Linked DNA regions of Homo sapiens: region 1 is linked to region 2. The links are chromatin loops, found by intact Hi-C in ENCODE. Cell type or tissue: mammary epithelial cell. All regions are shown on one strand. Each heading gives the region's core, and the rest is flanking DNA. Links, peaks and the distances in the headings are about the cores only.

Evidence for each region. Peaks named below come from ENCODE experiments on the same cell type or tissue, not always from the same donor. Only the 100,000 strongest peaks of a DNase experiment are listed, where the experiment ranks them.
Region 1: it touches region 2 in a loop (3.0-fold over the local background); 2 of 110 quality-filtered maps call a loop at or near these places.

Annotation. Positions count from the first base shown.
Region 1 is chr6:18,451,833-18,464,323 of GRCh38, reverse strand. It overlaps RNF144B (ring finger protein 144B), which reads right to left. Exons shown (of 8, transcript NM_182757.4): 5 at 6,965-7,169; 6 at 4,573-4,717; 7 at 944-1,033. Among named protein-coding and RNA genes, the nearest start is that of MIR548A1HG, 65 kb to the left of the region's middle. In mammary epithelial cell, for the core only: no CTCF peak of the experiment used is centred there; DNase peaks (open chromatin) are centred at 5,973 and 6,843; H3K27ac peaks cover 1,498 bases.
Region 2 is chr6:18,317,735-18,330,225 of GRCh38, reverse strand. No RefSeq gene overlaps it. Among named protein-coding and RNA genes, the nearest start is that of DEK, 59 kb to the right of the region's middle. In mammary epithelial cell, for the core only: a CTCF peak has its summit at 5,864 (motif pointing left); a DNase peak (open chromatin) is centred at 3,995; H3K27ac peaks cover 1,172 bases.

The DNA of each region.
Region 1 (12,491 bases), core at 2,303-10,302, 130 kb before region 2:
CATGAATTATTGGTATTGGTGCTCTCTCTCTACTTGAATTTCCTCAACTAGCTCAAAGGGATGTTAATGATTACTAGGATATTAGCACTGACTCCCTCCAAAGGAATACCGCCTTTAATAAATATAAAACACTATTAAAAATTAAAAATAAACCATGACTCCTTTTGAACCTGCCACATAAACACACAATGGCATGTACACAGGGATCTAAGCCCTAGAAGGGGCTCACAGGGTTTTAGAGCACTGCCTGATATGGTTTGGCTGTGTCCCCACCCAAATCTCATCTTGAATTGTAATAATCCCCACGTGTCAAGGACAGGGCCAGGTGGAGATAATTGAATCATGGGGGTGGTTTCCCCCATACCGTTCTTGTGGTAGTAAATAAGTTTCATGAGATCTGATGGTTTTATAAATGGGAGTTCCCCTGCACAAGCTCTCTTGCCTGCCACCATTTAAGACATGACTTTGCTCCTCCTTTGCCTTCTGCCATGATTGTGAGGCCTCCCCAGCCATGTGGAATTGTCAGTCCATTAAACCCCTTTCCTTAATAACTAACCTAGTCTCAGGTATGTCTTCATTAGCAGTGTGAGAACAGACTAATACACTGCCTTTGATAGGTAATATGCCTTAAAGGGCTTTAGGAAAGTCATTCCACTGTTTCTCAAGAGGAAAGAACATCTGCCTGCATTCTGCACGTCACTGTTGACTGCCTGGCAGCTCTGGTGCCCCTGTTTCTCCGCTTGTCCTTAAGGAGACTGTGCTCATGAATTAACTTTAGGTATTTACCCCATTACTTTTCCCTAGCCCTGCCCTAACACTCCCCAGAAGCTCCCAGGCTGGGATGGTACCTCCCAGGAGGGAATAATGAGGAAAGGCGAAGAGGTGGGCTCTTTAAGCCATCACGATTTTGGTTTATGTCACGCTCCCTATAAGGTCAGGGTACCTGTGTTCGGTTCCACATCACTGATGCTCTTGAGTGGCCAAGTTTATTCCTGCATGGCCCTTTGTCATAATGTCTGAGGAAAATGTCATTCTGAAAAATAAAAAGATTGATTTCAGTAAATATGCAGTTTTAAATTGAGAAATGAATACAGACCACATCAGATCACCAAATGGAAGGCAAAGTTTTTCTCTGGTGATATCAGTGACCCCCTCTAGGAATTCCAAGCCTGTAATCTTTATCTTGGTAGTTTTGTAAATCACCAAAGTGAAAGCAGATCATAATCAATACGAATCTCAATTAATTATTTTTAAAAAGAAAAAAAAAGAGTAGTAATGACCTGACTACTTATCTTAGCAAGGTAGCTCTGGCGGAGGTACAATGGAATGGGAAGACCAGGAGCAAGGCAGCTGAAAGGCTGGTGTGGCAAACCAGGAGAGAGAAAATGCCAGTGACTGAGGATGGATGGAGAAGAGGAAGTTACAGTCCTCAGATATTAAGAAAGTAACTGGAGAGAAACAAGGAGAAGCAATCACAGAGAAGGGAAAGTGATTGGGTTAAAAGAAGGCAGTCGCTTTATTGAGAGAAGTGACAACATAGAGATGGAGTTTGTTGGGAAGATAAGTTTGGACACGTTGAACTTGAGAGATGGTTGAGACATCCAAGCAGGGCTGTTCAAAAGGCAGTTCATCACAAAGATCTACACTGAAAAAAAAAAAAACTTGGACCTCAGCAGAGAAACTAGCTCAGGGTCCAAATTAAGTGTAGATAATCTATCTAATGGTCTGTTCATTAGACAAATGGAGAAAGGGGACTCAACTGGGCATCGGTGTACATGGGGTAGAAGAAACCATAGAAGAGACTGAGATTAACTAGGAAGAGGGGTAAACTGAGAAGCAAAGAGGCTGCTGAACACAGGCATTTAAGACTGGATCGAGGAAGAGGCTAAAAAGGGAACTGGGATATGACCAGAAAGGTAGAAGAGAAACCAACAGAGGTGGTATCACTGAAATGGAAGTGGTCAAGATGTTAAATGCAGCAGAGAATCTAGGTATGCTAAAAACAAGTACTATTGGATTCTGCCAATAAGAAATCACTCAAAATCTGGGAAAGAGGTACAGTCGGGGTGTGACTACGTGGCAATCCGAACACATTGCAGTATTTGGAAGGTAAGTAATGTCAGTAGCAAGAGGTGATTAGGCTTTTTTGAAGCTTGGCTTCTAAAGGAAAGATAAATAGAGGGGTAGTAAGGAAAAGAAGTAGGCTTTAAGAAAAATGTTTACTCGTGTTTAAATGTGACACAGCCGAATGCATGGATATGTTGAGAGAGTGGAGAGTGGAAATTGAAACCACAGGAGAGGAAAGAGATAACTGAACAGCTCAAGTCTCTAAGGCTATGGACAGGAATAGGATTCTAAAGCAGACAATTAAGCGTAACTCATCCTCTGAAACTACAGGGGTGAGAATCAAGGCAGGAACAAGCTCAACTCCAACAACACTCAAAATTCCTGTTTGGTGTCCGTCTCAGGCCTGGATTTTAGACAATCACCCCTCTCCTGGCCCCATGATCTCAAACTTTCCTATAAACAGAGATCCACACCACCATCTGATGTAGAACTCCACTTGCGTAGAGAAAAACATCATTACCAACAATCCAATGCCCCTGGCTAAAACTGAAAATGAGATCTTAGAAAACAGTCACCAGAAAAAAAGATGCTTCAATATTTGAAGTCTGTGTATTCAGCCATTTAACATCTGCACCATTTCATCTCCAGAACCAGAGCAGCACAAGAGACAGAACAGCATGTCCTTTGCAACACCATCCCCCAAACACATTTCAACCAAAGGATGGAGATCTGGTGCACATATTTGTTCCCTTACACTCTGGCCTCCTAAAGAGAACCTCATGGGCTCAGCCTCCTTGTGGATATGAACCCAATTAATATTCTGGTGAAACCTGAAGGAAAACAAAAAAAAATTGTTTTTCATTTGTAATGCATGTGTAATGTACAATCAGTAAAATCCTCATCCAGAATATCACTCACTTAGATGCATGCTAGGTCTTAAATATCAAACATAATTGTAACTCAAGGGCCTATGATAAATCAATTTTTAAATAGAAGATATTTCTTCCAAACTGAGCTGCTGAACTTCTAGAGTCTAAAATGTCCATTTTCTTCTCCTCAGTTTATACCTCTTCTTAAATCACTAAGATGGAGGTTATTATTCTTATTCATACATGTCATCTTAAACAACATATCTAGTTTTCCATTAAACATCAAGCAGGTGGTGGCCTGCTTGATGACATTACATGCTAACTGCACACTCACTCACTAAGCATGTCTGAACTAAAGCACTACACAAATCGCTTGTTGAATTAAAGCAAATCAAGCAATCAAAACAAAGAGCTGAGAAAAGAATAGCAACTCAATGGTAACTGAGGGCTTACGCTGATATGGACATATTTTAGAGGTCCAAATTGCCAAAACAGAGTGTTATCTATAAACAACTTATGTTACCCCAAACTTTAAAAGACCAGAAGTGAAGTAAGACCTTCTCACCAACTCTTTGCATCGCATTTTTAACTCTGAAGTTACCATTAGCCTTGGCACAGGGCTGAATAAAACTGCACCTCAATTTGAGACTTGATTCATGAATGGTGAGAAAAAATTAAGCCAAGCCCCTTGATCTGGGAAGGGAACACTGTCAAAACAGTAGCGATACTGCTGCATGCTCATGAACAAGAGAGAGAGAGAGCGAGTGAGAGCATGCAAGAGAGCATGAGGGAGAGAAGAGAGTTAGGAGACACCATTGATTTGAACCATTTTTCTTTAAATTCAAAACGAAGAAAAAATCTAATAGTGGTAGGCAGAATAACTACCTCCCAAAGATATCATGGCCTAATTCCCAGAATCTGTGAATGTGTTACCCTATATGACAAGAGGGATTCTGCAAGTGTGATTAAATTAAGAACCTTGAGATAAAGGAGATTATCCTACATTATCCTGATGGGCCCAATCTCATCACATTGGTCCTTCAGGCAGAGAACCTTTCCCAGCTGTGGTCAGAGGGAGCAACGACTAAGAAAGAAGGGAGTGAGAGATCTGATGTTGCTGGCTTTGAAGATGGAGGAAGAGGCCACAAGCCAAGGAAAGCGGACAGCCTCCAAGGCAAGAAAACAGATTCTCCCCTAAAGCCTCCAGAAAGAAATGCAGCCCGGCTGACACCTTGATTTTAATCCAGCAAGACCTATGTCAGACTTCCAAAGTGAAGAACTGTGGGATAATAAGTTTGTGGTATTTTAAGCCACTAAGTATGTGCTAATTCGTTACAACAGCAATATAAAATGAAGACACTAATAGTCCTTTACATAATAGAGACAATGTGCAAATAGCAAGAAATGCCCTGAAAACAAAAGCTTGCCTTTAACACCAGGGTGGCATATGTAAGGTCATCAAAAAGATGTTTTTAGATATCTAAAGTATCAGGCTTAGTAAGTCTCATTAAGAAAAATAAATTCCTTTTGCAGGACAAAAATTGCCCCAATATTTTAAAGGAAAATCTGTAGGATATCAGCTGTGGTGCAGATACAGTATAGGAAACACCATACAACAAACCTAGGTGGAACTTACATCCAAGTTCTGGAGGCAGTACCAGCAAAATGTATGCTTGCAGTTTTTGCACATCATCTGAGCGCAGCCTTCATTGCGTTCGATATAAACCCGGCAAACTGGGCACTGCTTAATGGGGGCTTCTGCATCTGTCCCAAAGAGGGCTCTAGAAACAAAATGGATGAGAAATGGCATTCAGCTGATGGTCATCAGTTGAATTCCCAGGGCTCCTGATGGTTAGATAATGAACTCACAGTTATCCATGCTTAATTCACTTCCAAAAGAAAGGGTGTGGGCAAAAACATTATTAGATGTACAGATAACTCATACAAGAAGGAATCTTTATTTATTTTGGCTTTCAGTGAATTATATAATTACAGTTTCCACCACTGATTTAACTCACTATTTTGTCAAATTAATATTTCATTCCCTAAGCATGCATTGCCTAAATAAGAATGGCAAGGAGTTGGCTACACAGCAGAGAAACTAGGTCAGGGTCCAAACTGGGCGTATATAATCTATCTAATGGTCTGTTCATTAGACAAATGGAGAAGGGGTTCTCAAATATAAACACTTTAAAATAATGTCAAATACTTTCAAAAGACCTTCTCCAAACAGACGAATAGACCAATACAGGCTCACAGCCCCAAGGGGCACAGAAAATAAGCAACAGGAATTGGAGTGAGCGATAGCACCATGTAACACTTTAGCTACTGCCCATCAAAACCACCACCCAGCACACAGAGATATCCAACTCACAGAGTGTTGTCAAATCTATTATCAGACTTCGTATGAACAATAACCTCATATTGTCATAAGACAGTTATTACAGGTTGAGCATCCCTAGTCCACAATTTGAAATCCAAAATGCTCCAAAATCTGAAACTTTTTGAGTGCCAACATGACAAAGGAAATGCTCATTGAAGCCTTTCTGACTCCTGGTATTCAGAGTAAGGATGCTTAACCAATAAACATATCATGAAAATATTTCAAAATCTGAAAACACTGAGATCTGAAACACTTCTTATCCCAAGTATTTTGGATAAGGGATGCTCAACTTGTATCTTAATTCCCTTATTTTCAGATAGGGAAACAGACTCACAGAGGCTGAGTGGCTTCTATGAGACACACAGATACCGAGTGACAATGTCAGAATGCAAATCCTCCTATCCTCTGAGTTCTTTACGTTGCCCTGTGATACCCACGGAGCTTCCTGCTATGGCCACGAAAATGTAGGCAACAGTGGTTTGAATCCGGCTAAGAGGGCACATGCCTGCCATGTGTATTAGCTTCTCTATTCCTCTCCATTTGTTTGTTCTGAGATTCAAGCACAGCATCGTAGCCAAGTAGCATTACTATTCATGAAGCCTGGTTCTACACATTCTGGGTGCACTGTGTGATTAAGCCAATGGGATTACAACACTCGTATTTTGTTCTTGCTGATGCAGAACAACGATAGCCTCAAGCAAAGCAGGAATGAAACACAGAGGTCTCTCACTCTGGGCACTGCTGTTGCCATAAAAACCCTCTGTATCGCCCAAGTGTGGTGGCTTATGTCTGTAATCCTAGCACTTTGGGAGGCCTAGGCGGGTGGATCACTTGAGGTCAGGATTTCAAGACCAGCCTGGCCAATATGGTGAAACCCCATCTCTACTAAAAATAGAAAAATTAGCCAGGCGTGGTGGCAAGTGCCTGCAATCCCAGCTAATCGGGAGGCTGAGGCAGGAGAATCGCTTGAACCCAGGAGGCAGTGGTTGCAGTGAGCCGAGATCGTGCCACTGAACTCCAGTCTAGGCAACAGAGCAAGACTCTGTCTCAAAAACAAAACAAAACAAAAAAAAACCCGCTGTACTAAAAAGGTACAGATTTAATTGCTTCCTATCACGATAAAATCTCAACCTTTACAGAGCATAAAATATCATGAGAGAACCCTCCTTTCTACGTGCTGAAAGAATTTAGGACCGTTGTTTCTATTGTTGTGTTCTTTCTAATATGACTGTCACACATCATGAGCTGGCAATTTAGTCAGGTAAGAAAATTTCTTTTCTCATTTTGCAAGCAACAAGAATGATATATACCAATACAGGCAGATACTGTATCTGAGCAAAGAGCGGGAACAAGTCATGATTTCCTACTGAGAACCAGTAGACCACGGTGCCTCACTACCTAAAGAGAAAGCAAAACTCATACAAACTTTAATTCCAGCAATATCTGGAAGATTCCTCTGGGGCAAACAACTAGAAATGCTTTTTTGTTGGCAACTTACCAATTCTGAGACACTTCTCAGGGAAGTTCTGCAGGAAAATAACCAATCTCTAAACGCCATCACAACGTAACTCCTTCTACACGTAAGGTATGTTGAATTTCTAAGAAAACTAGTGAATAATCCCAAAGACAAAGTTTCCTTTCTTACCGGTGCTCTGTTGGCAGGACAATAGGCTGACTGTCTCTACAGGAGACCTCTGCATGCCAAGCATCCTTGCAACACGAGCAGAATTTCAGGTGGCAAGAAGGGCATTCCACCAGCACAGGCTGTCCTGGGTCACTCGAGGCAACAGGGCACACTGTCTGACAGTCTGCAACAGGACACCATGTTCGGTAGGGGTCCAGATGAACTTCTAAAGTGTAAAGAAAGAAAATGTGATGGTCTGCCCGATTCATGTTTGAGTCTTTCTCACCTTCATTTGCCCTCTTATTTATTTAATTTATTTGGAACCAGAGTCTCACTCTGTCGCCCAGGCTGGAGTACAGTGGCATGATTTCAGCTCACTGCAACCTCCCCTCCTGGGTTCAACCGATTCTTCTGCCTCAGCCTCCCGAGTAGCTGGGACTACAGGTGCGCACCATCACGCCTGGCTCATTTTTGTATTTTTAGTAGAGACAGGTTTCACCTTGTTGGCCAGGCTGATCTCGAATTCCTGACCCCAGGTGATCTGCCTACCTTGGCCTCCCAAAGTGCTGGGATTTTACAGGCATGAGCCACCACACCTGCCCCATTTACCCTCTTTTTTAAACTGACATTTATGGAAGTATAATACAACAAGGGTGAGGATTTCTACTATTAGTCTTCATAATGGATCCAAACCTATCATTTACAAGGTCGCTAAGCCCTGCCACATTTCTCAAAGTAGGTACTAACAGAATAGCTTACCATTGCCTTTATGAACAGATAAAAAGTGTTCTCTGTAAACAAAATTCACAAGACTTTTAGAATATTTCCCACCTTTGAGCACGTAAAATAGGCAAAAATCTCAAATCCCTTCTACAATTATTTGGGCACTATCTTGGAAGAGAATTGGACATAAAAAGCAAATTTTTAATAAGATATTTTTCCAAAAAGACTTTGTCCTTTCAGGCACTGAGAAACAGATAGTGAGGTTTCTTCCACATTCCCAGGAAATTAAAGAACAAGGAAGAAAATAATCAAATAGTTTAGGGATTAAACAGTATCTGGTGTGGCTTAGCCAAGAAGTTGGATTACCTGTCAGTTTGGATATTCTGCTCCCTACCAATGTGCAACTTAGGGACAATGTGTGAAAGACCCACATGTGGGCCGGGCACTGTGGCTCACGCCTGTAATCCCAGCACTTTGGGAGGCTGAGGTAGGCGGATCACAAGGTTAGGAGATCAAGACCATCCTGGCTAACAGGGTGAAACACCATCTCTACTAAAAATACAAAAAATTAGCCGGGCATGGTGGCGGGTGCCTGTAGTCCCAGCTACTTGGCAGGCTGAGGCAGGAGAATGGCGTGAACCCGGGAGGCAGAGGTTGCAGTGAGCTGAGATCGCACCACTGCACTCCAGCCTGGGCAACAGAGCAAGACTCCGTCTCAAAAAAAACAAAACAAAAAAAACAAAAACAAAAAACAAACAAAAAAAACCCCCACATGTTCTAGAAACAAAAGGCAGAGAGACTTTCACAGACCATTATAATAGCTAGTCATAACACATTGGCTAGTTCCATATGACATACAGGAAAGAAGATAGAGTTGGAGAACTGACAGCCATCTATTTAAGTGTTTGCAAATCTTGCTTGGTATCTCTTTTTTATTCAGTAGCAGACCCCATGTTCTTTCCATATACTATGACCTTTAAGGGAACATACCATGTAAAAAATGATGTTATTTGAGGGGTAGAGTACCCCTTTTTTCTCTGAACTCAGGTATTTTGCAAAATTTGAATTGACAACATTCTAGTTTTAAACGTCCTAGGGCTCATGATTCCTAGAAATGTACACACAGGAGGCAAACAAATCCAAAGGATGGTGCAAAAAGAAAATAAAGGTATTAAGTAGGAATTTAGTTTTTACAGTTAATAATTTTACACATTCAATATCAAGGAGAAAGTCTGAAATGTTCCAATAAAATACTGTCTCCACTAATGTCTCGCCTAGAAATGAAATAATTGGATCTATCTTGTTATAAGTTTTCATTCAAAAATTGCATCCTTAAATATATGGTCTTATCTAGGAATTCTGGAGGGTGGGGGTCAAAGAACAGTGAACCCTTCACACAAATGCAATCACAAGGAGGAAATTCTATAATTCACAGATGCTCAGACCCCAACAGAGATGGACCCTCCAAGATCACTAAAACCTTAAGAAGTCAAGGAAACAGTGGCACACATAGGATCCAAGGCCTTGGTCTTTTATTTCTACACCATTTAATATTTTCTTCCAATCTATTACAACCGCTTCACAAATACTAAGCCCAAAGAAATGAAGGTTAGTATGTAACTTAGAGTGAAAGACTCCCATATCAAATATCTACTTCGCTTCCCTTCTAAATCAGAGATCTTTTAAAAGTTTGATGAAAAAGAAGGAAAAATAAGGGAAAAGGAAACTTAAAACACATATTACTGTTAAAATTTATAGCATCCCTAGTGATCACCTTAAAAAGATACAAGGATGCAATTTGTTCTCATAGCTCTAATCAATTAAAACTACTTGGTAGAAGTTCCGACTTGTTTCTACCAGCTTATTATTTCAGGTATCTGGGGTGACAAAAGGGAAGCACAGACAAATAAATAAAGGAGAAATTATAGGTTTTGATGAATTACTATAAAGAAAGGACCTTAGTAAGCAGTGCAGCTATGGCGCAGTGCAGCTATGGCACAGTCCGTTGAAAGCAAGGAAAGAGTTTGAGCCAGAGAAAACACTGAACTTCCGTATTTTTCACTATTATGACAGCACATAAAGGTCCATGCAAAGGAGTGTAGAAAAAGAAAAAGGAGGAAAACTTTACAGCTTTCTACACATTTCCTTCATTAGAAGTCCTTATTCCTTAGGAATGGCTTACAGAGCTTAACTAAGAGCATTAGTGGAGTAACTAAGAGACAGATTTTGACTCTATCCAAAAAGGAAATTGACTACTCTAGCCAACTCTGTAGAGCGTCTATTCAACATCTCTCCCAACCCCCTTGAACCTTCCTTATGAAGACCTATCACTATAAAATCTGAATATTCTAGAGATATTCTTTCCCACAATTCCATGAAACTAAGTCTTGGACATGTGACATGATTCTAGCCAATGAGAGGCAAAGGCAGGTCCACTAAGGGGCTTCTGGGACTGGATCTCCACCTTGATACATAGGAAAGAAAGGCCTTTCTGTTTTTCTGCCTTTGAACCCAACTGTGTGAGGTTATGATGCTTGGATCATCAAAACAATCTTGCAGCTATGAGGGAAAGCTAAATGATTCAGAGATGCTATTAGGTTGGTAAAAAATAATTTGTGTTTTCATTAAAAACATGGCAAAAACAGCAATTTTACCAACCTAATAAATTAACCAAAACCCATGACAGCCTACCTCTGGACTTGTGAGTGAGGTACTGAAATGCCCTTGCTGTTAAAGTCACTTTTAGGCAGGCATTCTGTTCCTTGCAGCTGAAAGCATCTTAGCTGATGTGGCTATTTCTGGTAATAGCAAGCAAGTACCCAGTTCAAACAAGGACTGTTCCTCCTGTGTGGTAGATATTTTATCAACGAGATTAAAGCATCATGTCCAAGATGACTTTTAAAGTCTTTTCCAAACCAATGATTTTATCATTCTAAATGTGAGGCACATGGAAATGTGTATGTAAGTAGAAATTTAAAAATGCATCCACATACAGTATCCTGTAGAAAACATTGTGTACAATAAAAATTGATACACCTTTGTAAAAAGTTAACATGCTATGCCATGTCTATAAGGTTTCTATGTAGGTGAGCAAATAATATACATTCATACAGTTGAACGCCACATAGCTTTTTTAAAAAAAATAAATCAATATAACAATTTGGAAAGACCTCTAAGATATAATGTTAAGTGTAAGAAAAAAACAAACAAAAAAAAAGCAGGCTGGGTGCAGTAGCTCATGCCTGTAGTCCCAGCACTTTGGGAGGCTGAGGCGGGTGGATCACCTGAGGCAGGAGTTCGAGATCAGCCTGGCCAACATGGTGAAACCCCATCTCTACTAAAAATACAAAAATTAGCCAGATGTGGTGGTGGGCGCCTGTGATCCCAGCTACTAGGGAGGCTGAGGCAGGAGAATCATTTGAACCTGGGAGGCGGAGGTTGCAGTGAACCAAGATCGTGCCACTGTACTCCAGCCTGGGCAACAGAGTGCGACTCCATCTCAAAAAAAAAAAAAAAAAAAGCAGACAGAAAGAGTATAAATGAAACATTTTTATAAAAACATGTATATATAGGCCAGGCACAGTGGCTCACTCCTGTAATCCCAGCACTCTGAGGGGCCAAGGCTGGCCTATCACATTAGCCCAGGAATTCAAGACCAGCCTGGCCAACAGTGGTGAAATCTCATCTCCACAACAACAACAAAAAAGTAGCCAGCCATGGTGGTGCACACTTATAGTCCCAGCTACTTGAGAGGCTGAGGTGGGAGGATTGCTTGAGCCCAGGAGGCAGAAGGTACAGTGAGCTGAGATCATGCCACTGCACTCCAGCCTAGGTAACAGAGAGAAACACTGTCTCAAAATAAATAAAATAAAAATATGTATATATAGAAATATACTTTAACATTTGCAGAAGAATATTAAAAAAACATAACAGTTACTCTTGAGTAAAGGCAGGGGCTAGGAGAGGAGGCAAAGATTTACTTCATCTCTAAACTTGAAATTTTTTTTTAAAAAAGGTCAAGTACTACTTTTATAATTTTTTAAAATTGGTTTTAAAAAGCTACTTTGATCTGCATATGTACAAACAGATAAAGCAATTCTGGAACTAAGCTGTCCCCTAGAAAAATCATTTACTTTTTTATAATACTGAAACACATTCAAATTTCCCCTTTGTTTCATATTCTTCTCCATATACACAATTCTCATCCTATGCTTTTCCTCTCCCCTAAAAATTCCCTTTCTTCTTCAAGTCATAACCTATCCATTCTTAAGTGAACTACCTTCTATTGTGCACATGCCTTAATTTGGGGGAAGGAGCACAGAATCGGCATCTTGTTAATTGCTGCTGTCTATTCATTTCATGGAGATGGCCTCTCTGACGGTAGGCAAGGCTGTTTCTCATTCTGTTTGTGTGCTCCAACTTACCTGAAACAGTGAGGGGATGCCCACCTATTGATTCAGAGCAGTAATTTCTGGGTTTTTCAAAAGCATATAGATGTATTTCTATGCCAACAATTGACTTATAATGCACATACTAATAATACCATCTTGAATTGCCTTGTATTGGAATTTTCCAATTCACTTCTAGTACTCTCATCAACAGATGTGCACAGCATATTAAAATCATCCAATATCAGTCCTGGTGTTGAAAGTATGTTATGATTTCTATTAGACCATAGCTCTCCACCCACCTCAATTAGGGCTCTCAAATTTCGAAAGTCATCGATTTGGCAAGACTTGGAACTTTCCATATAGCACTTAAACATTAAACCTCCTTTATGAAGTATCACTTACAAGGGCAACAATGAAAAACAAATTTTAACATT
Region 2 (12,491 bases), core at 2,241-10,240:
CATAATTTCCTTGCTTTTTAAGGAAATTATGTCAAATTACGGTTGGAGAAAAAAACTGGCTAAGCATTCTTTTAAAAGCTCAGAACAGTCTAAATTATGGGGTTGCACACACAAGAAGAAGGACGTTTTGTTTTAATCTGATTTTAAACTGAATCAGTTGAGGCTGCTGCAAAGATGAACTATGTAATTAGAGCTAACTACTCAGTTAATACAGCTACAGCAAAGAAATACAGTCAGAGTGAAGGGCAGAGACCAAAAAGACCTTTCTTCCGCTTTCTTCACTAGAGTTATTTTTCCCTTTAGTAACGGGAAAGGGAAATATAAATACTATATTTGCATATTAGATGTGCCAAAAAATCACATTAAATAATTTTAAAATTATACTTCTTACAAAATATTCACTTTATCACTTCTTGTAAAATAAATTTATCCTGGGAAAAGGAACTAATTGTTCCTTAAAGAGTTACTAAATGTACTTATTTACATTTAGCATGGTTTTCTCACACACAAACCAATCACACCCACAAGGCCTGCAACAAGAAGGGCTTAATACTTTCAAAGGAACCATTATTTTTGGAATGTCCTGATTTTTAGAAATAATTTTCAAGCAATGATGTCCTGTTCATTATTTTTATTTTTATTTTTTTCAGATGAAGTCTCACTCTGTCTTCCAAGCTGGAGTGCAATGGCACAATCTCGGCTCACTGCAACCTCTGCCTCCCAGGTTCAAGCAATTCTCCTGTCTCAGCCTCCCAAATAACTTTTTGTATTTTTAGTAGAGACGGGGTTTCACCATGTTGGCCAGGCTGATCTTGAATTCCTGACCTCAGGTGATCCACCTGCCTCATGCTCATTATTTTTAAAAGCTAGCTGAGCACGGTGGTTCACACCCATAATCCCAGCACTTTGGGAGGCAGAGGTGGGAGGATCGCTTGAGGCCAGGAGTTCAAGACCAGCCTGGGCAACACAGTAGGACCTCATCTCTATTAAAAATATATATATATATTAGGTGGGCTGGTGCTTTGCACCTGTAGTCTCAGCTACTCAGGAGGCTGAGGCAGGGGGATCACTTGAGGCTGGGTGGTCAAGGCTACAGTCTCTCCAACAACAACAACAACAAAAAAGCCATGGTTAATCTAGTTACTATTCCCACTTAGTTTCAGGAATTGAAAAGAATTTCAAAGTTTACTAAAAAGCAGGGAAGTGATACAAACATCCAATTTGCACAAAAGAGTTATTATGTCTTACCAGTGGAAATCAGGCATAATTGAACAAGTTTTAGAAACAAAGAAACCAAAATGCCTGAGAGATTGAATTTAGAATGTTCCTCAAATGCTAGTGCTAATCACAAGCTAACATGAGTATCACAGTTTCAAAATATAAGAGAACATTTTTCAAGTAATTTTTTTCATTGAAACGGAAACCCAAAAAACAATGCCAGTCATCACAGTATGTGGTAAATGTAACTTCCAGAAACAAGTAACTGACGTGTTTAACAAGGAACCTGTTTTCAGCGTTGGTGAAAGCAAACCAGGTCTGATGATGCATATCTAATCACCCAAGGAAGGCAATAAAACTAAAAAGATTCCATTGGTTCATTAACTATTAAAATCCAACACCAAAGACACAGCCCCTTTAAAGCCTTGACAACAAATATTAACTTATTACACATACAAATTATGCTCAAGACCAGCGACTTTATAATACCAGCAGTAATGCTGCTATTCAAATAATAAACAGGCAATATTATTCCTACTGGGTTGAAAGAATGAAAAATAGCTTAAGGAGTGAATTTTCAAGTGCACGTAAAATGTGGCAAGTTGGGACATGGAAAAACTGAAAGTCTTAAAGGTAGTTCCGTTACCAGAAAGGGATATAAAAATAAAAAGCTCACTCAATGAAAACATAATGCAGAATTAGGTCAGCAAAGCTGAAAACATAATACAGAATTAGGTCACCAACACAGACCTAGAAACCTCCTTCCTCTCTCCCAACTCCACACATAATTCAGTCAAGGCTGGCTGCTTTTTCACCAACCAATCCAAGGATAAAAAGCTAGGAATGAACAACATTCAGGTAAAAGGAGGCCTCTCCTTCTATGAGTGTCAAATTATATAAACCTATGAGACAGCCTCTCAGAGTCATGGCCATTGTAACTTACAGCTGAATGGAACATAAACTTTCTCCACAAATAAATTCTGTTTTGCATTGCTTGACCCAGGGCCAGCCTTGGAAACTTCTTCCATGTCTCTATCACCAGAGACTCTGCCAAGGAGAGAGGAAGGCTGCAACATCAAGCTCTTCCGCATCCCCTTCAAAACTCCAGGTGAGCTAGAGCCCTTAAGTGCCTTCGAGAACAGCAGCTGGGTGCGTAAGGGGGCGTGTCCCATCTGGTCCTGCTTAAGACCAGCAAGAGCAGAGCTGGCTCCTCTGTCCTTCTTCCTTTTTTTCTTTTCTACATCACACCCAAATGGTTGGAGCTGGTGGCCAGAGATAAGAACTTAGAGGCATTTCTACCGCTAGCCCCCTGGGCTCCCCACTCTCCCATTGCTTCCTTTAAAGGGACCATTCATGCATTTACCCTCAAATTGAAAATGGCCCACACTGTATTATGCAAAATATACTGCTAGCTGCTCGCGCTCTCTCTCTCTCTCCTCTCTCTCTCTCTCTCTCTCTCTCTCTCTTCCCTCCCTCCCTCCCTCCCTCCCTCCCTCCCTCCCTCTCTCTCTCTCTCTCTCTCTCTCTCTCTCTCTCTCTCCACCTGATCCCTCATTCCTGCCTCACATGACCTAGTGACCAAAGACTCATGGTGCTCTCCCTGCCCAGGAACTGTTTAAGTGAAAATCTTTGGACTTGTTTCCTATGAGGGTGCTGTACTGAATTTGCACCTTCCATCTGAAGAACTAGGGGCTGCCCCAGGCCTGATTTTCTCCAAGGCACCAAGGAGAGCACAAAGTCAGGCTCCCAGCAGCAGAGTGACAGTCAGACAGGCATAAACTGGACCCGATCAGACAAGAGCCACGTGGGTATCTGCCAGTATAAACAAGGTTCCTGTGAGAGAGCCCTCCTGGTTACAGGTTGGAGAACTAGGCTTTAGGCCACCCTCCAAGTAGACGTATCCTGTGAAAGGCACACAGTGAACACCCATGCCCAGCTCCCCTTCACTTCGCATCGGGGCAGCATTGTTAGCTGGTCTGGTACTAGAACCAGAGCTGGGGGCTCTTAAAACACCCGCTTTGGCCTGGCGCGGTGGCTCACGCCTGTAATCCCAGCACTTTGGGAGGCCAAGGCGGGCGGATCATGAGGTCAGGAGATCGAGACCATCCTGGCTAACACGGTGAAACCCCGTCTCTACTAAGAATACAAAAAATTAGCCAGGTGCGGTGGTGGGTGCCTGTAGTCCCAGCTACTCGGGAGACTGAGGCAGGAGAATGGCGTGAACCCAGGAGGCGGAGCTTGCAGTGAGCCGAGATAGCGCCACTGCAGTCAGGCCTGGGTGAAAGAGTGAGACTCCGTCTCAAAAAAAAAAAAAAAAAAAAAACTTCTCTCTCCCATTCTCCCCGGATTCCTGAGGCTCACATTGTGTGGTATGAGCCTGTCATATACGTGCCCAAAATGGCATCCCTTCTCTACTCTCCACTCCAACTCTATAACTCCTGCTTCATTAGTTCAACTGGGGTAGACAGAGGTGGAAAATGATCTGATATTCTAATTCACATTACAGTAATACTTAATAAAGTAAATAATTGACAGCATCTTCTCCCCACCTCAATTCCCCATGCACTCTCATTGTTAAATCAAACCAGTCTCCAAGTCTGTGTATTTTAGGCAGTATGGAGAAGGAATGGGGGATAGGTTTTGGGAATGGGAGGCTGGTTTTCTGTTGCCTGATCAATCACACCACTTGATGGCCTTAGAAGGAAGCATGATATTTCCTGAAGGGCAGGAGAAAGGCATCCCACACCTACTGTCTTTCTCCCACTGCCACCCAAGGAGTGCAAGCCCGAACATGTCCTTCCATCTCCTCTCCAGTCTTCTAACATTAACCAAAAAATTAAGTTCTGACACATGCTTCAACATGGATGAACCTGGAGGACATTAGGCTACATGAAATAAGCCAGTCACAAAAGGACAAATACTGTATGATTCCACTTAACAAGGTACCTAGGGTAGTCAAATTCATTAGAGACAGAAAGTAGAACGGTGATTTCCAGAGGTTGGGGAGAGGAGGAAATGGAGAGTTGCTATTTGTGATTATGAAAAAGTAATTCACAGGCTGGGCATGGAGGCTCGTGCCTGTAATCCCAGCACCTCTGGGAGGCTGAGGCAGGAGAGCTGTTTGAGCCCAGGAGTTCAAGACCAGCCTGGGCAACATAGTGGGACTCTGTCTCTACAAAAAATACAAAAATTAGCCAGGGATGGTGGCACACACCTATGATCCTAGCTACTCAGGAGGCTGCAGTGACAGGATCACTTGAGCCTAGGAGGAGGCTGCAGTGAGCCAAGATAGTGCCACTGCACTCCAGCCTAGGAAACAGAGTGAGATCTTGTCTTAAAAAAAAAAAAAAAAGTCATTCACATTGTGAATTACTTATTGCCACTGAATTGCACACGTGAAACTGGTGAAATGGTCAATTTTATATTATGTATATTTTACTATAATAAAAAAATACAACAAAAGAAATGTTTAAATAGGGGGACAATCTCATCCATTCCTCCCCAACCTGTAGTAGGACCTCCCCCATTCCTCACTGAAACCAGTTTTAGTCCTAGGACTTCAGCATCTATTCATATTCTCTGGTTCTACTAGGGGTGGACGTATTTGTCACCCCAAAGGAGCCTGGTTCCTGGAGCAGCCCCTGGAGGGACACAGAGAGAGCCTCCACCGTCTCCTGAGTCGGTCTTAGAGAACGAGTCTGCCAGGGAGCTGAAGCAATTTTTCCTCCTTGCATTTTTCTTGTTTTCTCCAAAAGTGGACCCCATTCCTCCCACTCTTGGTTCCTCATGCTCCTCTATTCCATCCCCAGGCCAGATTCTCAAGAGTTGGATGACTGAGTGACCGTGAACTCCCATTCACTATTTTCAGGTAAGCCATAATGTAACATAGACAAATCCATTTCCAACCCTGAGTGGACTCCACTGGACTCTTGAGAGCTGGAATGGGATTCATTAAATAATTGGACCAGCCACTAGGAAAAAAATATGAAGTGCAATTTTCCCTACTCCTTTCCCATATGCTTAGTATCTATGTAACATAATATTTATTCATTCATTCATAGAGGTATTATTCACTAATTATTATCCATGCAACTGTGTTGCACAGTTGCACAGTACAACGGTTAACAGCACATTATCTATGCACAAGACATGTGACCCTGGGCAGTCTTTTCAACACCGAGTGCCTCGGCTTCCTCATCTACAAAGTAAATAACAGTCGTGCCTATCTCACAGAATTGTAATAAAAAATTAAATGTGTCCTGCATAAAAGGTTTAGGAAAACATACCTAGCACATCAAGAACATTCAAAGCAAGTTGTTTTCTGAATCAGTTTATCATACTAAATTTTCATTGCTCACTAACAGTGTGTGACCTTTTTATCCCCAGTGTTTGACACTTTTGACAACTAAAGGGCACTTCTGAAGATTTTAATCTGAAGTAAAACACAAACAGTATTATCGTAACCACTCCAGCATGGGAAGGGGGAACACGAAAACATTTGTATTGCATTTTTCCATGTTCTAGGAATACCAATGTATAAACCAACCACTGCTGAAATTTATAACATCAATCTGATACAGTAAGTTTCCTTCTGTAAATCAAAGCAGGATTCTTAACTATAGTCTAAAGCGCCCTCTAGTGTTCCTATGCAAAAACTCCCGAGATAATGTGCCATCCTTATAACTAGGGTCTTTTTCTGCCCTGGACAGCCCTGGTTTAGGCGTATTATCCTGCTATTTTGTCTGGTTTAACATTTTCCTGGATTGTTTCACTTTAATGGAGAGTCACCATTAATATTTGCACTAAAATAAGCTAGGATTGGTTTAGTAGCCCTTTATGTTTTCAGCTTCCACCATGGTCTTGTCTAGTACTGTATGACACACAAGCCAAGATGTCACATGCGGTTAAATCTGTAAGGCGGCTAGTGTGGACCCATTTCTATTTTCCCCAATCCTTTCCACATGCAATGGAACTAACACGTTTCCCTTTCAAAAACAGCAAGGCACTTGCTTACCAAAAAAAAAAAAAAAAAGACCCTCAGACAAGAGCCTCCAAGTTCAACTCTGTCCAAGGATAGCACTTATGGTGGCAAGAGAGCTCTCCAACAGCTGCTGCTCTGAACCCTTGGGATTCACCGACTAGGTCTGCCATGGCCCATGCTCAGGTCTATAAAATGCACAGAACCACCAAGGCACAGCTGGTGGGGTCCCTGAGATATGTGAGAAATCATAGGTTAGGGGTGTGAGGAATATGTACAGGGAAACGAGGCTGCAAGTACTGCCTTAGGACACAGAGAAACCAATCTGACCAAAATGATTTGGTTATTTCTTCTATGAGGTGCATCTAAAAGTATTATGTTATTGTTTGGTGGTGCTTTTTTATTTTGCAAGAAATCTTTCAACAACAGTAAGCTCAAAAGGGAAAGTTTAGGCCAGGTGCAATCACTCACACCTGTGATGCCAGCACTTGGGAGGCCAAGGCAGGAAGATTGTTTGACCCAAGGGGTTTGAGACCAGCCTGGGCAACATAGCAGAACCCTATCTCTATTTTATAAGTAAATAAATAAAAGTGAAAGTTTACACTTCGTAAAATATTAAGTGAGGAATTTTCTATCCTCAAGTAAGTTGATGAATGTGAAATTGCATAAAATGTCATCATTTGCCACTCCCCACACCCATGGAGGACAAAGTGATATCCAGAAGCAAATGAAAACCCTAAAACACAAATCTGAAGAAGTTTTTTGTTTTTCTTTTCTTGGGTTTTTGTTGTTGTTTGAGACAGAGTCTTGCTCTGTCGCTCAGGATGGAGTGCAGTGGCGTGATCTCAGCTCGGTTCACTGCAACCTCCGCCTCCCAGGTACAACTGATTCTCCTGCCTCAGCCTCCCAAGTAGTTGGGATTACAGGCGCACACCACCATGCCCAGCTAATTTTTGTATTTTTAGTAGAGATGGGGTTTCACCATATTGGCCAGGCTGGTCTTGAACTCCTGACCTCAAGTGACCCACCTGCCTTGGCCTCCCAAAGTGCTAGGATTACAGGTGTGGGCCTGAAGTGTTATAATCTACATAAAAAATTAGCAGTGGCCTGGTGCAGTGGGTCACACCTGCAATCCCAGCATTTTAAGAGTCTGAGGTGGGAGGATCACTTGAGGCCAGGAGTTCAGGACCAGCCTGGGCAACATAGCAAGACCTTATCTCTACAGCAAAAAAAAAAAAAAAAAAATGCTAGCCAGGTGTAGTGATACACACCTGTAATCCTAGCTACCTGGGAGGCTGACATGGGAGGATCTCTTGAGCCCAGGAGTTTGAGGCTGCAGTGAGCTATGATTGTACCATAGCACTCCAGCCTGGGCAACAAAGCAAGATTGTTTCTATTTTTAAAAGAAAAATAAAATTAGTAGCTATTTTGGGAACCCTGTACTTAAAGTTTACAAGTTATTACACACAGCTGTGTAAGGTGCTCACATGACATTTAGATCCAGTAATTATTCTCCTACACTGACTTTGCCAATTTTTATTTCATGTTTTTGTGTTCATGCACGAAAAGTGAAGCAAAAGCTATAATGTGTTAAGATTGATAGAAGAATTTTATAAAAATTTCACTGTTGCTAATTTTATATCAGTGTTACTAAGGCTTCACCTAGAAAGATCAATTAAATTAATTCCAATAATGGTTTAATTTTTTTATCTAATTCATGGAATCAATGTAAAGCTTTTGGAATTGTAGTCTGTTTAAGATGAAACATATCTGACATAATTATGACTCACTATAAATTTAAATTTTCAATATTTAAGGTAAAAGTATTTGTTTTTGCAGTGATAATCTATATAAACATTTTGGTGGAACATGATGTCATGGTAAAAACAATATCTTGTCCAGGCACAATGGCTCACGCCTGTAATCCCAGCACTTTGGGAGGCCAAGGCAGGCGGATCATGAGGTCAGGAGTTCGAGACCAGCCTGGCAAACATGGCGAAACCCCGTCTCTATTAAAAGTACTGAAAAAAAATTAGCTGGGTGTGGTGGTGCATGCCTGTAATCCCGGCTATTCGGGAGGCTGAGGCAGGAGAATTGCTTGAACCCAGGAGGCAGAAGTTGCAGTGAGCCGAGATCATGCCATTGCACTCCAGCCTGGGCAACAGAGCAAGACTCTGTCTTGGGGGGAAAAAAAATCTTCTTAAATTAAGGCATCTAGGCCAGGCACGGTGGCTCACGCCTGTAATCCCAGCACTTTGGGAGCCAAGACGGGTGGATCATGAGGTCAGGAGATCGAGACCATCCTGGCTAACACGGTGAAACCCCGTCTCTACTAAAAATACAAAAAATTAGTTGGGCGTGTTGGCAGGCGCCTGTAGTCCCAGCTACTCGGGATGCTGAGGCAGGAGAATGGCGTGAACTCGGGAGGCGGAGCTTGCAGTGAGCCCGAGATCGTGCCACTGCACTCCAGCCTGGGCGAGAGCGAGACTTCATCTCAAAAAAAAAAAAAAAAATTAAGGCATCTAATTTTAAAGATGCAGAACTACAGCTGGAGTTGGTTACAGTGTAAATGAAGTCATAATTTCTCCAAAGAAGTTGCATTATTGTATCAACTGCAATGAAACCATATTTGTAAAAATTTACAAATTTTGAAGATGCCAACTTATTAAACTACAAAATTTTTTAATAAAGTTGATAAGTTGATGTTGATTGCAAAACAAAAAAAACAAAACACCTCAGCATGGCAGTACTGAACTTTATTTCCTCTCTGCTACCCATCATCCATTGGAACTATTTAGTAAATCAGCCTGTGTCTGACCAATGATATTGAACTTTTTCATAATTAGTCCTCTAGATTTAGGGTGCATTTTGTTCAATATCAGTTAGAAATTTTAATCAAAGAATTCAAGGAGCATCAAAAAACAAACTTCAGTTTTTCGGTAATTACAACTATTAAAAACCAAACTTGCAAAGAGGAAGACACTGAAACATCCGATCTACAGCAACAGAGTTATAGGAAATAAATGAATTGCCCTCAGATCCTGTCCAAGATTTAGTTTTGAGATTCTATAATTGTTCTTTGGAATATTTCTACATATGGAGAGAAACTTTTATGTTGTCCACTGGAATGGAACAAAATTAAGAAGGCCTATGAATTTATGGCATCTCAGTTTGGGGAAACATCAGAATTATCATAAATGGAGATAATTTATGTGATGACATTTGTCTTCCAAAAATATTTGTAAAAGCAAAGAAAAGTACTCTGAATGGAAGCAAAAAGAACAGTAATCAGGAAGTATATTTCAGCCAATTATTTATACATTTTAACACAAAAAAAATTAGAATTAAGAACACTTCCCATTGAGCAGAATTCACTCCATTTTTACCAGATAACTTAGCTCTTCTAGAGAGATTACATTTCTCAAGTAAATTATGATTTACAGAGAAGAAGAGTCAACCTCAATTTTATTCACATGCAGTATAACCTCAAAAAAGATCCAGGTATTATGAGAAGTTAAAAATAAGTCTATTTTACAAAAAAAGCAGTATTGGCCAGGCGTGGTGGCTCACACCTGTAATCCCAGCACTTTTGGAGGCCAAGGCAGGTGAATTACTTGGGGCCAGGAGTTCGAGACCAGTCTGGCCAATATGGCAAAACCCTGTCTCTACTAAAAATACAAAAATTAGCTGGGTGTGGTGGCACATGCCTGTAATTCCAGCTACTCGGGAGGCTGAGGCATGAAAATCCTTTGGATCTGGAAGGTGGAGTTTGCAGTGAGCCAAGATTGCACCACTGTACTCCAGACTGAGTAACACAGCAAGACTCTGTCTTGGGAAAAAAAAAAGAAAAAAATGCATTCTTCCAAAAAATGCCGGTGTCAGAAAAATGACATGATATTTGAGACAGATAAGACTAAAGGCCGGGTGCGGTGGTTCACGCCTGTAATCCCAGCACTTTGGGAGGCCGAGGCGGGCGAATCACCTGAGGTCGGGAGTTCGAGAGCAGCTGGAGCAACATGGAGAAACCCCATCTCTACCAAAAATACAAAATTAGCCAGGCATGGTGGCGCATGCCTGTAATCCCAGCTACTCGGGAGACTGAGGCAGGAGAATCACTTGAACCCGGAAGGCAGAAGTTGCGGTGGGCCAAGATTGCACCATTGCACTCCAGCCTAGGCAACAAGAGCGAAACTCTGTCTCCAAAAAAAAAGACTAAGAAACTGATTAAGCATGTACTATGTAACAAAAATAATCATACCACTTACGTTATTTTCATCATTCTGATAAGACTAAAGATTTTTTTAATTTTGCTTTAATATACATAGATAGTTGTTACTTTTTAGAATTTCATTTTCGTCCCGGTGCAGTGGCTCATGCCTGTAATCCCAGCAATTTGGGAGGCTGAGGCGGGCAGATCACCTGAGGTGGGGAGTTCGAGACCAGCCTTACCAACAAGGAGCAACCCCGTCCCTACTAAAAATACAAAAAAATTAGCTGGGCATGGTGGCCCATGCTTGTAATCCCAGCTACCCGGGAGGCTGAGGCAGGAGAATCGCTTGAACCCAGGAGGCGGAGGTTGCGGTGAGCCGAGATTGAGCCATTGCACTCCAGCCTGGGCAACAAAAGCAAAACTGCATCTCAAAAAAAAAAAAAAAATTTAAAACAAAAATGAAAGAATTTCATTTTCAAAAGTTTTTAAATAGAACTACTTTATTGGCCTATGCATATAATAAAACTAATTTATCATCCAATATATAAATAATTTAGAAATTATATTCAAACATATGTAAATTATATTGTATGTATTATTTTAGTACCCTTTTTCGTTTCCTAAGTGTACTGGTTTGGAAAATAAATTACCCTAATAAGAGCTACCAGGTAGGGCATGGTGGCTCACACCTGTAATCTCAGCATTTTGGGAGGCCAAGACAGGCGGATCACTTGAGATACGGAGTTCAAGACCAGCTTCGCCAACATGGTGAAACCCCATCTCTACTAAAAATACCAAAGTTAACCAGGCATGGTGGCATGCGCCTATAGGCCCAGCTACTCGGGAGGCTGAGGCAGGAAAATCACTTGAACCGGGGAGGCAGAGGTTGCGGGGAGCCACGATCGCACCACTGCACTCCAGCCTGTGCAACAGAGTGAAACTCTGTCTCAAAAAAAAAAAAAAAAGAAGAAAAAAGAGCTACCATATCTTAAGAGCTTACTATTTATGAGGCACTGTGCTTGAATCAATTTACTCTCTACAACCACTCTGAAAGGTCGTTATTAGCATCTTCATTTCACAGAAAACTCCACCTGATGACAATAAGTGCAGAACAAGAATGTCTCCAGTCTCAGCCCATACTCCCCACTCACCATTTTTTTCTGCATCTTTCCCTACATCAACAGGACATACTACTGGCCCACCAAAGGTGGAATGCACTTCCAGTTAAGAACTACAAATTTGGCTGGGCACGGTGGCTCATGCCTATAATCCCAGCACTTTGGGAGGCCGAGGCGGACGGATCATGAGGTCAGGAGATCAAGACCATCCTGACTAACACAGTGAAACCCCACCTCTACTAAAAATAAAAAAAATTAGACAGACGTGGTGGTGGGCGCCTGTAGTCCCAGCTACTCAGGAGGCTGAGGCAGGAGAATGGCGTGAACCCGGGAAGCGGAGCTTGCAGTAGCCGAGATCGCGCCACTGCACTCCAGCCTGGGCGACAGAGTGAAACTCCGTCTCAATAAATAAATAAATAAATAAAATTTTAAAAAAAGAACCATGAATGCAGGTCCATCGTGACCTCTGACCCCATCACCCATGTGGCCAAGGATGTGCATTTTCAGGACAGCTAGCACATTTTGGAGGGCAGACTATAGCTATGTGAAAATAAGTAAAATTTAAAAGCTGCCAGAACCCAGAAAACACCTTGAGAGAGATGTGACTGTGATCTGAGTCACATAGCATGTAGTTGTAACTTCTGCTTCTTAAATTAAATCAAGTCTCTTCCTCATTGTTCTTGTTCTGTAAATGACCAGAAAGGACCAGAGACAAGACTTCTTCCTCTTCCAATCACTGATCTTTGTTCCAGATTAACTGCCTCCTTTATTGTCCTTCACCTAATTCAACTCAGATGATGCAAAATCTTCAGCATGGATTGTTAAATATACCTTTCTTGAAAGAAAAAGACAACCTCAATTCATCAGATCATTGTAACTATGCATTAATCCTTATATAGAAAGATCATGAAATTCTGTTAAGCTTCCTTAATCTATGTCTGTATAAAGGGTCCCATGATTCTACACT